Regions from separate parts of the Homo sapiens genome. Here region 2 is linked to region 1. A link is a contact called in ENCODE Hi-C or POLR2A ChIA-PET data. All regions are on one chromosome and are shown on one strand. Each heading gives the region's core, a stretch centred on a gene start or an enhancer-like site at or near the end of the contact. The rest is flanking DNA. Distances are from core to core; before and after follow the strand shown.

Evidence for each region. Hi-C counts contacts between places; a loop is a spot of excess contacts on that map. ChIA-PET counts read pairs that join two places held with the same protein, here RNA polymerase II (POLR2A).
Region 2: POLR2A ChIA-PET joins it to region 1 with 11 read pairs in activated B cell. The contact joins two enhancer-like sites. A Hi-C loop is called at or near these places in 1 of 168 maps with a recorded cell type or tissue (PC-9). POLR2A ChIA-PET finds 5 or more read pairs at or near these places in 2 of 52 experiments (WTC11 and activated B cell).

What each region holds. Positions count from the first base shown.
Region 1 is chr10:119,097,988-119,105,756 of GRCh38, forward strand. It overlaps DENND10 (DENN domain containing 10), which reads left to right and starts at 6,126. Exons shown (of 9, transcript NM_207009.4): 1 at 6,126-6,210. The coding sequence starts at 6,156. RefSeq lists a silencer at 5,915-6,694. Within about 2 kb of position 2,889, at least 7 of the 41 ENCODE cell types and tissues checked have a DNase peak (open chromatin) inside an H3K27ac peak, as active enhancers do; they include PC-9, where a contact is called at or near this core.
Region 2 is chr10:119,682,738-119,690,506 of GRCh38, forward strand. It overlaps the pseudogene TXNP1. Among named protein-coding and RNA genes, the nearest start is that of BAG3, 35 kb to the left of the region's middle. RefSeq lists a silencer at 970-1,149 and enhancers at 3,899-4,835, 4,836-5,772. Within about 2 kb of position 3,999, at least 15 of the 41 ENCODE cell types and tissues checked have a DNase peak (open chromatin) inside an H3K27ac peak, as active enhancers do; they include PC-9, where a contact is called at or near this core.

The DNA of each region.
Region 1 (7,769 bases), core at 1,639-4,138:
CTGCAACCTCCACTTCCCAGGTTCAAGCGATTCTACTGACTCAGCCTCTCAAGTAGCTGGGATTATAGGTGTACGCTGCCATGCCCGGCTAATTTTTTGTATTTTAGTAGAGACGGGGTTTCACCGTGTTGCCCAGGCTGGTCTTGAACTCCTGAGCTCAGGCAATCCACCCGCCTCAGCCTCCCAAAGTGCTGGGATTACAGGTGTGAGCCACCGTGCCTGGCCTAGGCCTATTATTATTATTATTTTTTTTGAGGTAGAGTTTCACTCTTGTTGCCGAGGCTGGAGTGCAATGGTGTGATCTCGGCTCATTGCAACTTCTGCCTCCTGGGTTCAAGGGATTCTCCTGTCTCAGCTTCCCAAGTCGCTGGGATTATAGGCACCTGCCACCACACCTAGCTAATTTTTGTATTTTTAGTAGAGATGGGGTTTTACCATGTTGGCCAGGCTGGTCTCGAACTCCTGACCTCAGGTGACCTGCCTGCCTTGGCCTCCCAAAGTGCTGGAATTACAGGCATGAGCCACCACCCCTAGCCTAAAAGTTTTATTTTTAAAAATCTGAGGGGAAAGGGATTTTAAGACATTTCACTGTAGGTAATAAATTCTGTCCTCTTTAATGTTTTTTGGAAAACGCAAAGAAAGATCAGAATTATTTTAATTACATTTTTCTTGCTGAACTATGTATTATTCTTTTTTTTAGAGACTGGTTTTTTTAGAGACTGGGTTTTGCTCTGTCACACAGGCTGGAGTGCAGTGGCTCAATTGTAGCTCATGGCAACCAGTGACTCTTGGACTCAAGTGATCCTCCCACCTCAGCCTCCTGAGTAGATAGGTTCAGGTGTGTATCTCCAAGCCCACCTAATTTTTAAATTTTTGTTCTAGAGACAGGGTCTTGCTATGTTGCCCAGGCTGCTCTTGAACTCCTGGGCTCGATGCTTTTGCCTCAGCTTCCCAAAATGCTGGGACTACAGGAATGAGCCTCGGTGCCCAGTCCATGAACTATTTCTTTTAATGCAACATAGTAGCCAGGTGTGATGGCTCACACCTGTAAGCCCAGCACTTTGGGAGGCTGAGGTGGGAGGATGTCTTAAGGCCAGGAGTTCAAAACCAGCCTGGGCAACATAGTGAGACTCCCATCTCTACAAAAATAAAATAAAAATAAAAATAAAAATTAGCCGGGCATCGTGGCTCATGCCTATAGTCCCAGCTACTCTGGAGGCTGATGCAGGAGGATTGCCTGAGCCTAGGAGTTCAAGGCCATACTGGGCAACATAAGGAGACCCCATCTCTACAAAAAGTTTTAAAAAATTGCTGGGCATGGTGGCACAAACCTATGGTCCCAGCTACTCGGGAGGCTGAGGTGGGAGAATTGCTTGAGCCTGGAAGGTCAAGTCTGCAGCAAGCTGTGATTGAACGACTGCACCCCAGCTTGGGTGACAGAGCAAGACCCTGTCTCAATAGATAAATGAATAAATAAATAGAAAGAAAGAAAGAAAAAAGAATAATGCAACACAGCTCGAAACCTGGGCTTCTTAGGGCCGGAGAGCTACCCAGCATCCTGAAACCATTGAGAACACAAGGAGGATGACTTCATCTTGGGAATGTTCTGGAAGCCTCACATATGCTAGAAGTCAGGACGGAGTGTCAGAGCAGTTGACTGAATCGCCTTCCAGTTCCCAAGTGAGACTGAATCCCTTAAATTAAAAGAGCTTGGCCAGGCGTGGTGGATCACACCTGTAATCCCAGCACTTTGGGAGGCCAAGGCGGATGGATCACTTGAGGCCAAGAGTTTCAGACTAGCCTGGCCAACATGGTGAAACCCCATCTCTACTAAAAATAAAAAAAAATTAACCAGGCTTGGTGGCACACACCTGTAGTCCCAGCTACTTGGGAGGCTGAGGCAGGAGAATTGCTTGAGCCTGGGAGGCGGAGGTTGCAGTTAGTGGAGATCACACCACTGCACTCCAGCCTGGGTGACAGAGCAAGACTCCGTCTCAGAAAAAAAAAAAGGCTGGGCACAGTAGCTCACACCTGTAATCCCAGCACTTTGGGAGGCTGAGGTGGGTGGATCACCTGAGGTCAGGAGTTCGAGACCAGTCTGACCAATATGGTGAAACCCTGTCTCTACTAAAAATACAAAAATTAGCCGGGTGTGGTGGCCTGCGCCTGTAGTCCCAGCTACTCAGGAGGCTGAGACAGGAGAATTGCTTGAACCCAGGAGGCGGAAGTTGCAGTGAGCTGAGATTGCATCACTGCATTGCGACAGAGCAAGACTCCATCAAAACAAACAAACAAACAAAACAACAACAACAAAAAAAAACTGCCACCCTAATGGCTCCCTTGGCTGACACATGCCCAATCTATGATGGAATCCAATTACAGAAACAAAGATGAAAAAGAACCATATTTGACTCATAGGAACCTGGGATTGGAACACCTGGAAGATGCTGGGGTCCCTTGTGCACTTGTCCATGTGGCCAGACAGTTTAGGCACTTTCCAAATCTGCTTCAGTGCCAGTAACTTACTCTTTTTCTGCAGAGCAAGGAGTGAGCAGGCTGTGCAAAAAAGAATTCACACGACAGGCCTGAGGGTGATATCCATAGAAAGTCTGCTGGCCAGTTTGGCCCTTGGCTGTGCCTGGAAACTTGGACTTCGGCAGTGTTCCCAGCATTTCTAGAACTGATCAAACTGATCAGAGTGACAGACTATGCCTGAACTATTTGTACATACAATGTGGTTCATGAGAGTCTGGAAATCTGGTATGAGCTAGGCAGAGGGTACCTATGTGACTGGCCCCCAGTAAAAACTGAGTTACTTGGTGACTGAGTTCTAACAAGCTTCCCTGGTTGATAAATATCACAAGTATTGCCACAACTTGTTGCTGGAGGAATTAGGTGTGTCCTGTGTGACTCTACCAGGAAATAACTCTTGGGAACTTGGCCCTGGTTTCCTCCAGACATCACCCCATGTGCCTTTTCCCTTTGCTGATTTTGCTTTGTATTCTCTGGCTGTAATAAATCATAGCCCTGAGCTGGGGATGGTGGTTCACATGTGTAACCCCAGCACTTTGGAGCCTGAGGTGGGCAGATCGCTTGAGGTCAGAAGCTTGAGATCAGCCTACACAATATGGTGAGATCACATCTCAAAAAAAAAAAAAAAAAAATAGCTAGGCATGGTGGTGCCTGCCTGTAGTCCCAGCTACTCAGGAGGATGAGGTGGGAGGATAGCTTGAGCCTGGATCAAAGCTGCAGTGAGCCGTGATCGTGCCACTGCACTCCAGCCTGGGTGACAGAGTGAGACCCTGTCTCAAAAAAATAAAAATGTATATCATAGCCATGAGTATAGCTATATGCTGAATCCTGAGAATCCTTCCAACAAATCATTGAATTTGGGGGGTGGTCTTGGGGACCCTTTATATTCTTACCTATAAAATTAGGCTATTCTTATCAATAAAACTAGCATAAAGATTTTCCCTGATTCAAATCTTTATTGGGAGAGTCACGGAGGAAAGTATGGTTAGCTCCATTTGATCACTGAGAAAACATGCACAGAAAAGATAGGAAACATGTGTGAGGTTTCGCAGCTAAGATGGGCAAGGGGGTTGGAACTCAGGTTGTCTGTTTCCACACCCCAGCTCCATCTGTCTGTGACAGCGCAGAGGTCAGTCTTACTTTTAAAGATTGGGGATGCGTCGCCTCTGCTCTCTCCACCCTCTATTCCTTTTCCCTTCACTCTGGTGTACCTGTCTGGCAGGTAAGACAGCACTTGTGGAGAAACAGGAGGGAAGGAGGTGTCAATTCCAGGTATCATCCCACTCACTGGAGCCTGGACACACCCCTCATTATCTTTCCCCTCCCTGCACCCACTATCATCTCCCTCTCCTTTGTTTAATTATCTGTTCATCATCGTCTTCATCCTCATTTCTTTTCTTTTTTTTTCTGAGATGGAGTCTCACTCTGTCGCCCAGGCTGGAATGCAGTGGCGCGATCTTGGCTCACTGCAACCGTCCTCTCTTGGGTTCAAGCCAGTCTGCCTCAGCTTCCTGAGTAGCTGGGATTACAGGCACCTGCCACCATGCCTAGCTAATTTTTGTGATTTTTTGTTTGTTTGTTTTTGAGATGGAGTCTCGCTCTGTCGCCCAGGCTGGAGTGCAGTGGCGTGATCTCGGCTCACTGCAAGCTCCGCCTCCCGGGTTCACGCCATTCTCCTGCCTCAGCCTCACAAGTAGCTGGGACTACAGGCACCTGCCACCACGCCCGGCTAATTTTTTGTATTTTTAGTAGAGACAGGGTTTCACCGTTTTAGCCGGGTTGGTCTCAATCTCCTGACCTCGTGATCCACCCACCTCAGCCTCCCAAAGTGCTAGGATTACAGGCGTGAGCCACCGTGCCCCACCTAGTGCAAGTTTCTAGTTGGCTTCCAAACTGATTCCACATCTGTGTCCCACTCCTCAGCCTCTAAACACCTGCTTCTTTTCTGTGAAAACTAGACACATTAACAGTTATACTACAACAGGAAGCCCAGAGAATAGAAGGGCACGTAGTTCAGGGTGCTGCCTTCCAGGGGTTCAGTTTAGTGAGAGAAACAGGAATGCCATATACACACCTAAATATACTCCAATGTATAAATTGCAGCCTGGGCAACATAGCGAGAAACTGTCTCCAAAAAAAAAAGAAAGAAAAAAGAAAAAAACAGGCGCAGTGGCTCACGCCTGTAATCCCAGCTACGCAGGAGGCTGAGGCAGGAGAATCCCTTAAAACCGAGAGGCGGAGGTTGCAGTGAGCCGAGATCGCGCTATTGCACTCCAGGCCGGGCAACTGAACAAGACTCCATCTCAAAAAAAAAAAAAAAAAAAGAAAAAAGAAAAAAAGATGAGGGTGGGATTGTATTCCTGCAGACACCAAGGACCCTCCCTAATTAGCTCTGTGTGACTTGGGGTTGGGGCAGACAGTAGATCCAGAGGAGGAATCTTGGAGCCAAATCTTCCAATGTCTGAGTCGTTACTATCATTCAGATCTCAGTTCAAATATCCCTTTCTCAGAGAAGCCTTTCTTGACACCCATTTTAGAGCAGCACACCTCCACTCTCTAACACACTGCCTCCAGGGCACATATCGTTGCCTCCAGGGCACATATCATTCTGAGCTTTTTTACTATTATCTATCTATCTGTCATCTATTTATCTATTTATTTATTTTTGAGACAGGGTCTCACTCTGTCACCCAGGCTGGAGTGAGTGGCAGGATCACAGCTCACTGCAGCCTCAAAATCCTGGGCTCAAATGATTTTCCTGCCTCAGCCTGAGAGTAGCTGGGACTACAGGTGCATGCCACTATGCCTGGCTAATTTTTAAATTTTTTTTGTAGAGATGGGTCTCACTATGTTGCCAAGGCTGATCTCGAACTCCTGACCTCAAGTGATGCTCCTGCCTTGGCCTCCCATCGTGTTGGGATCAGAGGCGTGAGCCACCTCACCTGGCCTGGATTATTTATTCTACTCGCCAATTGTCTGTCTTCCCCAGTGGACTGCTCTGTCTTGTTCAGCCCTATAAGGTATCCCCAGTGCCTTATTAGGCCCTCAATTTTTGTTTTGTTTTGTTTTGGGGGTGGCTGGATGAAGGAATGGATGGAGACCCTTCCTCCATCCTCAGGACGCCTCTTTTTAGGAACAAGGTGACCTGTTCTTTTGAGCTTGACCAGAGGGCAGAGGTAGAACAAGGAAAGCCTACGACGGGAAGAAAGATTGGAGTGGATTGAGAAGAAGAAGGATGAACAGCTGGATTAGAGAAATTGAGGCAGGCTGCGGAGACTCAAGGAGGTTTCCAAGGGCGAAGGGCCACGGGCAGAAGACGAGTGGAGCTGCACTGAGCAGGTCCTGGCAGGGAGGACTGGGGCTGGAATAGGTGGGCCTGCGGGTGGGGCGGGGCCGACGGGGGGGGTTGATGGTCCTGTGATGGGGCGGGGCGGGAGGGAGGCGGGTCCTACAGCGGGAGGCGGGGCCTGTGATGGTCCGGGGAGGGAGGCGGGGCTTATGATGGGCCGGGGAGGGAGGCGGGGCCTGTGATGGGGGCGGGCCCTACGGCGGGCGGGGCGGGGTTCGGGTGCGAGGCCGGTCCTGCAGGCGGCAGCCAGAGCTGCGCGCCGCGGCGGCGGAAGATGGCTGCGGCCGAGGTGGCGGACACTCAGCTGATGCTTGGAGTCGGGCTGATCGGTGAGGACGTAGGCGCCCTGCCTGGAAGCCCGCACCCTGGTTCTGCCTCTGCTCCACCTCGGCCCGGGGCAGCCCGGGCTCCCGCGGCCCCCGGCGCCGACCGCATGAGGAGGGCGCGGCCCCCTCCCTGTTGGGCCTGGACTGGGGACTGCGGAGCCCGGCCTCCTTGGTGCAGGGGACCCGGCCCGCCGCCCTCGCCCGCCCGCCCGCGGCCGCCTGTGGGGCCTGCCCGGCCCGAGGGAGCCCGGGGACCTCCAAGATTCCGGGGTGGAGCTCCCCCTGCACGCCCCGGGTTGCCCGGCGGAGCCGGGACGTCGAGCGCTCCCAGGCTGGGCAGCTGCGAGGGGCGCTGCGCGGGCGGGGCCGGGCCGGGCGGGAGCAGCCGGCTGGCGGCGCGGCGCGGCGCGGCGGGGAGGAGGCAGGGTCCGGTTCCCCCGAGCCGGGGGCGGGCGGCTGCCTCGGAGCCACGGGTGACTGCCCGCCCGGGCGGCCCCCATCGTGGGACCGGGCAGCTGGAGACTGCTGGGCCGGGTGCTGCGCGTTGTACACACATTGTCTCCTTTTAGCTCTCACCAAGGACCGAGGGGCCGTGGGAAACGTCTGACGCCCACTTCACGGAGGAGCAAATGGAGGCCCAGGCCGTCATTGTGCACGGACACACCATAGGCCGTACAGAGCCGGGAGTGGGACCCTCGCAGTGTATCCCAGAGCCCCCAACCCCCACCAGTGGAGAGCTCCTGCATCATGTGATCGAGCTTGTGCATAAATAAAGCAGGAGTTTCTACACAATCCTGTGTGGTGGAATCTCGGTTAGCTCTGAGGAATGTAATTATCTTCCATAATTAAAAAATATCACACGGGGATCTTTGGGCAGCCTCGTGCAGTATTTAGGGGATGGAACCCGTTGGTTCCCTTCGAAAAAGTTTTATTTTCCCGAGATTTTTGCACACCCCTAAACTCTTTCTATTCCCCAAGTGCGCAATAACATTGCTTAGGCTTTAGCAAAACTGAAGAAATATGCTGATTATTTTTCAGTGCCTCAAAGCAGTGCGTTTATGTGGGAATCGCTTACTGTTTTTATTTCTTTGTCTTTCTTCTTTTTTTTTTTTTTAGACGGGGTCTCCCTCTTATCCAGGCTGGAGTGCAGTAGCGCAATCATCGCTCTCTGCAGCCTCCACCTCCCAGGCCCAAACCATCCTCCCGCCTCGGCCTCCGAGTAGCTGGGACCTCAGGCGTGCACCACCACCCGATTAATTTTTGTATTTTTTGTGGAGATGGGATACCGACATGTTGTCCAGGTGGATTACTGTATTTATTTCTAATGTGATTTTCAAACTGCTTCAAAACAAAACCTAAGTAACTTAGTTTCTCCAGAAGGTACTTTTGAACTAAGGCTAAGTTAAACTGTCTTTATCTACTAATAGCAAATAAAAAGATGACATATGATCATATTTTGAACTCAGCAGTTTTTTAATTATTCACACTAACGTGCATTTAAAAGGGGTTTGCAGCCAGCCTGGGCAATGTGGTAAAACCCTCGTGTCTCTACAAAAAATACA
Region 2 (7,769 bases), core at 2,749-5,248, 590 kb after region 1:
AGGAGTTCAAGACAAGCTTGGGAAACATGGCAAAACCCCATCTCTATTTATAATAAAAATTAAACCCACACACACATACACATCCCCACCACACAAGCGCTGTATATGTGTATTTTGTTTCTCTGGCGAACCCTGACTGATGCATACTGTTCACACTCACCGGTTCTCCAGCTTCCTCCTCCCAGACCCCAGTCATCTCTGGGTCTGTTTCTGATACCCTCTTTTTTTCTTTCTTCTTTTTTTTTTTTTTAAAAAAGAGTAGAATTCATATTTTGTTGTCATCCAGATGGCAGTTGGGTTTATAGTCTCCATACTTTATACTTTATGTAAATAAAAATAATTACAAGTTTTAAATAGCCAATGGCTGGTTATGTTTTCAGAAACCATGATTAGACTAATTCATTAATGGTGGCTTCAAGCTTTTCCTTATTAGCTCCAGAAAATTCACCCACTTTTGTCCCTTCTTAAAGAACTGGAAAGGGCCAGGCACGGTGGCTCACACCTGTAATCCCAGCACTTTGGGAGGCTGAGGCGGGTGGATCACCTGAGGTCAGGAGTTCGACACCAGCCTGACCAACATGGAGAAACCCCGTCTCTACTAAAAATACAAAAATTAGCCAGGCCTGGTGGCGCATGCCTATAACCCCAGCTACTCGGGAGGCTGAGGCAGGAGAATCACTTGAACCTGCGAGATGGCGGTTGCTGTGAGCTGAGATTTTGCCATTGCACTCCAGCCTGGGGGACAAGAGGAAAAATCCATCTCAAAAACAAACAAACAAACAAACAACAAAAAAAAACTGGAAGGTTGGCATGCATTTGACTTCACATTCTGAAGCAACATCCTGACAGTCAGCCACATGTACTTCAAAGAATACCATGTTGGAATACTTTTCAGAGAGGGAATGAAAGAAAAGCTTGATCTTTTTGCAAGGCCCATACCACGTGGCTGAGAAGTCAACCATGACAAATTTATCACCTGCAGCCTCCAAGCCTTCCTGAAAAGCAACCTTGCTCTCAATTTGCTTCACCATCTTGGCTGCTAGGGTCTGAGGAGCAGCTGTAAGAACCGATGGAAACGGATCCAAAAGTGCCGGATCGAGCTTGGAGCTCTGGTACCCTCTTTCTCCTGAATGCCAAACTTATCTATGCCTACAGGGCACACAGAAAGGTGAGCATTCAGCTGATATCCTCTAGGAACCTGGAATTCAAATCCTGGGGTCCCCTCAGGGATCCCCCAGCACTGAGTCAGCTCTATCCCAGCACAAGCCTTCCACAAGGTGCGATCCCACAGTTCACAGAGGCCAGCCAGGTGGAGGATTGACAGAGCCAAGCTGTCACAAGTTGGATGTAGTCTGGGGGCAGAGCCAGGGACTGATGCTTGGCCCCACGCAGCAATTGTCATGTGGGGCATTGGTCCAGCGTTACAAGAGATTTCCAATTTTCCAGAAAGACCAGAAATTTGTTCCTGTGAAATCTCTCAATTTTTAATTTTTTTTTTTAAGATGGAATTTCACTCTTATTGCCCAGGTTGGAGTGCAGTGGCGCAATCTCTGCTCACAGCAACCTCCACCTCCCTGGTTCAAGTGATTCTCCCATCTTAACCTCCCAAGTAGCTGGGATTACAGGCACCCGACACCATGCCCGGCTAATGTTTGTAATTTTAGTAGAGACCAGGTTTCACCACGTTGCCCAGGCTGGTGTCGAACTCCTGACCTCAGATGATCTGCCTGCCTTGGCCTCCCAATGTGCCGGGATTGCAGGTGTGAGCCCCAGCCTGACAATGAAATTTTCCCATCAAGAGGTATTAAGGGAGGGACAGGCTTCATGAACCCTTTAAAAAAATGTTTATGTCACTTTTCACTCAGGGCAATGAGTGCTTACTTGCCCTACATTTTCATAACCAAAAGAGTACACACAAGACTCTTGTCTAAATGTGACTGTTCTCAGCCAACTCTGTCCACCCTCTGACACTGAAGTAGCTGACATAATTTAAAAATGTCTCCCAAAAGGTGCCCAGTTTCATTAACATTTTTTGGAGATAATTTTGACTAATTATTGGGTCACAAATTTCCTTCAGACAAAAAAAGACAAAAAGGCCCATTATCCCAAATATATACCTTTCAAACCCTTAGGATTTAAAAATACTAAAAACATGGTAACTTCTCCATGTTTGTTTTTTGTTCCTTATATTTCACTCTAACGATCAAGATACAAGAAAATACATAGAGGCGATCGATAGCTACCCTGATTTGATCCTATGCATTTATACATGTATCAAAATATCTTCAGGATAAGAACAACTATAATATATCAATAGAAATTTAAAAATTAAAGAAATTAACAAAAGAGTCTGTGCATGGTGGCTCACGCCGGTAATCTCAGCACTTTGGGAGGCCAAGGCAGGTGGATCACTTGAGGCCAGGAGTTTGAGACCAACCTGGACAACATGGCGAAACCCCGTCTCTACCAAAAATACAAAAAAAATTAGCCGGGCGTCATGGCGCATGCCTGTAATCCCGGCTACTTGGGGGGCTGAGGCTGGAGAATAGCTTGAACCCAGGAAGCAGAGGTTGCAGTGAGCCGAGATCACGCCACTGCACTGCAGCCTGGGCAACATAGACTCTGTCTAAAAAAAAAAAAAAGTAAGAAATTAACAAACAAAAGAAAATATATTGTTTAAAAATAAAATTACATTTCATAATTATTGCACGAACAGATTTAAGGATAAAGTTTCCAGTTAGAATGAAAGAGAGAAGGCATGTGTTTACAAACAAGCACGAGGCCCAAGAATAACTTACTGATTAGTATAAAATGTAAATGGTTGATTTTGCACAAATGCGATTTTTCTTTCTTTCTTTTTTATTTTTTTGTGGTCCACTGGAATGAGAAACTCAAAATCTTTCTTTAGAGCTAAGGCTTTTTTCTTCAATCGACTTCCTCAGGTTGAAAGGAGTTAAGGCTTTACCAAAGCAATTTGAAGGTTTGAAATCTCCAGGGAGATTGATTTATGAGTACAGTACACGTTAAGGCTACCTCTGACCTTGGCAGATTGTGGCTGTTAAATTAGGCCCTGGAGTCCTGAGACAGGGGCTCTTCATCTTAGCCTCCTAGCCTCCTTAGTATCTCACTGTGTGTCAGCAATTCCATGAATCCCATTGGATTCATGAAATTTCATTCATGGAATTGGATTCCTACTCATGGAATTTAATGTAATTCCATTGGATTCATGGAATTCCACTTCAGTTCTGTGATTCTCAGTAATATTTCTTTCTTTTTTTTTTTTTTTTTTTTTTTTGAGACAAGGTTCCTCTCTGTCACCCAGTCTGGAGTGCAGTGGCACGACTTAAGCTCACTGCAACCTCCGTTGGCCTCCCTGGCTCAAGCAATTCTCTTGCCTCAGCTTCCCCAGTAGTTGGGCACCACCATGCCCGGCTACTTTTCGCATTTTTCGGTAGAGAGGGGGGTTTCGCCATTTTGGCCAGGCCGGCCTCGAACTCCTGACCTCAGGTGATCCTCCCACCTCGGCCTCCCAAAGTGCTGGGATTACAGGCGTGAGCCACCGTGCCTGGCCAGTTCTGTGATTCTTTGGAGTGCCATGGCGCCATCTCGGCTCACTGCACCTCCGCCTCCCGGGTTCAAGCGATTCTCCTGCCTCAGCCTCCTGAGTAGCTGGTATACAGGTGTGTGCCACGACGTCAAGCTGATTTTTGTTATTTTACCTGAGACGGGGTTTCACCATATTGGCCAGGCTGGTCTCAAACTCCTGGCCTCAAGTGATCCACCTGCCTCGGCCTCCCAAAGTGCTGGGGCTACAGGTGTGAGCCACCACACCAGGCCTCAGGTCTGAGGTTCCTAATTCAGGACTCACCCGCACTAATTGAAACCTGAGGTGAGGGATTTCTCCTCGCTGACCAGTAGGGGGCGCGTCGTGACTGCGCCTTCTGCTTTCACTCCCCGCGCAGGGAAATCCTGTCCTGCTCTCTCAGGGAGCAGTTCCTGACGGTGGGCTCCATTTTATAATAGAATGACTCACCTGAAGAATCACTTCTTTCATTATTTCGTATTCCTCACAATACCAGTGACACACAAAGGCTTTATTTGAAAAACCAAGTAAAGGAAACGAGCACAGGATGTCTGTGCTGGTCTGGTCGGCGTTTATCTCAGCTGGTGAGAACGCAGCCACGCCTCTGTTCACACTGTCATTCCTCCAATAAATAAGATATCCCTGTTTTCTAAAGTCAGGGAGATTTATGAGTCAGAAGTAATCGGATCCACAATCTGATTAGAATTCTATCCTCATAACGGGAGCTGACCGCATCCGCATCCATTTGTGGTCCGGCCCAGTCACCACTTGGTTGGTGTTCTAGCACTATAAGCCAGACTGTGGGGTGGGGGAAGGTGAGTGCTCCCCGCACTTTAATGCCGGGCTTATTTTTCCCTAAGGACCAGGATCGAAATAATGTTAACAGGAAAAACATGCTTCCTCGTATGAGACTGCAGTATTTCACCTTGTATGAGAAAGGAAAAATGAAGGGTGAGACCTGCTTGTTTCTTACATAACTAGGGAGAAATCCATCCCCCCTCTCACCCCGTAGCTCTTCCTGGTGGCAGTAATGATCAGAACCGGGAGTACCCAACTTCTTTCATGCTTGGGGGACTAGAGCTGCCCCCTCCATGCAGAATGGGCAAAGTAAGGGCAGAGGAGATCCATTAGCATCACAATAGGCCTAAAGCCTGCATTTGAAAGCTTCAAGAAAAGACTGAGAGGCAATCTCTTGCTGTTTCCCCTAAAGGCAGATTGGCAGATCAGTCCTCCTATCCGGAGCAGCTAGAAAAGCTGGCAAAACAAACAAGACCTATCTGAAGGTGAGCCGCCAAGGGGGTGAGGATTTGAGGGTCAAGGTCCTGGAGAGAAGGGTTAGCAGAGCTTTGAATTTTGAGGCATTTGCCTATTTCATGAGGCAGAGAAGCTCCCAGCAGTCTCATGCTAAGGAAGGAAGAGCTCAAGTAGTCGCCGCCAGCTTTCAACTTCCAAAGGGCCTCACCCTTTGGAAGGAACAGGAATGAAAATAGAGAAACTCTCACAAAGACTGAAACCCAGCTTCCCATTGGCTTACCGTTTGACTGTGTTACAGGAAAGGGGTCTTGATCCAGACCACAAGAGAAGGTTCTTGGATCTGGAGCAAGAAGGAATTCAGGGTGAGTCCATAGAGTAAAGTGAAAGCAAGTTTATCAGGAAAGTAAAGGAATAAAAGAATGGCTACCCCATAGGCACAGCAGCCCCGAGGGCTGCCGGTTGCCCATTTTTATGGTTATCTCTTGATGATATGCTAAACAAAGGGTGGATTATTCATGCCTCCCCTTTTGAGACCATATAGGGTAACTTCCTGATGTTGTTATGGCATTTGTAAACTGTCATGGTGCAAGTGGAGTGTGGCAGTGATGACAACCAGAGGTCACTGTTGTCACTATCTTGGCTTTGGTGGGTTTTAGCCGGCTTCTTTACTGCAACCTGGTTTATTAGCAAGGTCTTTATGACCTGTATCTTCTGCTGACCTCCTATCTCATCCCATGACTTAGATTGCCTAACCTTCTAGGAATGCAGCCCAGCAGGTCTCAGCCTTATTTTACGCAGCCCCTACTCAAGATGGAGTTACTTTGGTTCAAACGCCTCTGATAATTGGATTAGGGCAAGCTTTCGCAACCTCAGTGCTATTGACACTGATAAATTGACATTATCAGTGGACCATCCTATGCAATGTTTAGTATTCCTGGCTTTTAACCACTGGATGCCAGTAGCACCTCTCCTTCCCCAAATTCTGACAACCAAACTTTCTCCAGACATTGCCAAATGTCCCCTGGTGGGGAAAATCACCTGTGGTTGAAAACCACTGGATTAAGGGTGCCTGCCCAGACCCCAACTGCCTTCCAGAAGCAAAAATAAATCTTACTATCATCTAGGGCCTCAAATTATATCTGTAATTTTTCATACATGATATGCAGCACTTAATAAAGAACAAAGCTTTAAAATACATAACAAAGTTGACAGAACTAAAAAGAGAAATAGACAAATCCACAATCATAGTGGGAGATGTTAAGACACATTTCTGAGAAAATGATGGACTAAGCAGAAAAAAAAAATCAACAAGGTTAGGGTAACAGGGTAAACTACGGAGAGAAGTATCTGGAGGAAAAGAGAAAGGTATCAGGTCTGGGTGCGTGAAAGAGGGGTTGGCAGGAAGGGGGGTATTGAGCGCAGATGGAGAAATGGAGAGAAAAGGAGGGTCTTTGTGGGCCCCCTCTTTCTGGAGGCTTAATTCTATAAGACCTTTTCCGCATGAACGGTACAAGGGAACTGTGTCGTTTCCTTTGTTCCTTCATCCAGACTATACTGGCTGCTCTGTGAAATCTATCTGTACCTCCAGTCTGCCGGAGGCATGTGAACCAGAGCAACTTCACCTTGAATAGGAGCTGGGTAAAATGAGACTGAAACCTACTGCACTGCATTCCCAGAAGGTTAGGCATTCTAAGTCACACGATGAGATAGGAGGTCAGCACAAGATACAGGTCACAAAGACCTTGCTAATAAAACAGCCTGCAGTAAAGAAGCTGGCCAAAACCCACCAAAACCAAGATGGCAATGAGAGTGACCTCACTGCTACACTCCCGCCAGCACCATGACAGTTTACCAATGCCATGGCAACATCAGAAAGTTACCCTATTTGGTCTCAAAAGGGGAGGCATGAAGAATCCACCCCTTGTTTAGCATATAATCAAGAAATAACCATAAAAATGAGCAACCAGCAGCCCTTGGGGCTGCTCTGTCTTTGCAGTAGCTATTTTTTTTTTTTTTTTTTTTGAGATGGAGTCTTGCTCTGTCACCCAGGCTATAGTGTAGTGGCATGATCTTGGCTCACTGCAACCTCCGCCCCCCTGGGGTTCAGGCAATTCTCCTGTTTCAGCCTTCTGAGTAGCTGGGTCTACAGGCGCGCGCCACCACGCCCTGCTAATTTTTGTACTTTTAGTAGAGACAGGGTTTCACCATACTGGTCAGGCTGGTCTCGAACTCCTGATCTCAGGTGATCTGCCCATCTCAGCTTCCCAGAGTGCTGGGATTACAGACGTGAGCCACCATGCCCGGCCTTTGTTTTCTTTTCTTTTCTTTCTTTTTTTTTTTTTTTTTGAGACAGAGTCTCACTCTGTCACACAGGCTGGAGTGCAGTAGCGCGATCTCAGTTCACTGCAACCTCTGCCTCCTGGGTTCAAGCGATTCTCCTGCCTCAGCCTCCTGAGTAGCTGGGATTACAGGCGTGCGCCACCACACATGGTTAATTTTTGTATTTTTAGTAGAGATGGGGTTTCACCATGTTGGTCAGGCTGGTCTCGAACTCCTGACCTCATGATTCTCCCGCCTTGGCCTCCCAAAGTGCTGGGATTACAGGCGCCTGGCCACAGTAGCCATTCTTATATTCTTTACTGTCTTAATATACTTGCTTTCACTTTACTCTGCAGACTCACCCTGAATTATTTCTTGCGTGAGATCCAAGAATACTCTCTTGGGGACCCCTTTCATTGTGGACTCCGTAGCAGCCAGTGGGGTTTGGGTTGGCAAAGACTAGTGAGGCGGCCAAAAGGGTGGTAAGCACATTCTGATCAACTGGGAGAGTGTCTCCAGCAGAGCTGCAGCCCTCCACCCCTGCCATGGAGGTGCTACCAGGTGTCACTAAACTTAGAGAGTCCTATGGTCTGAGGCAGTTTCAAAATTGAGA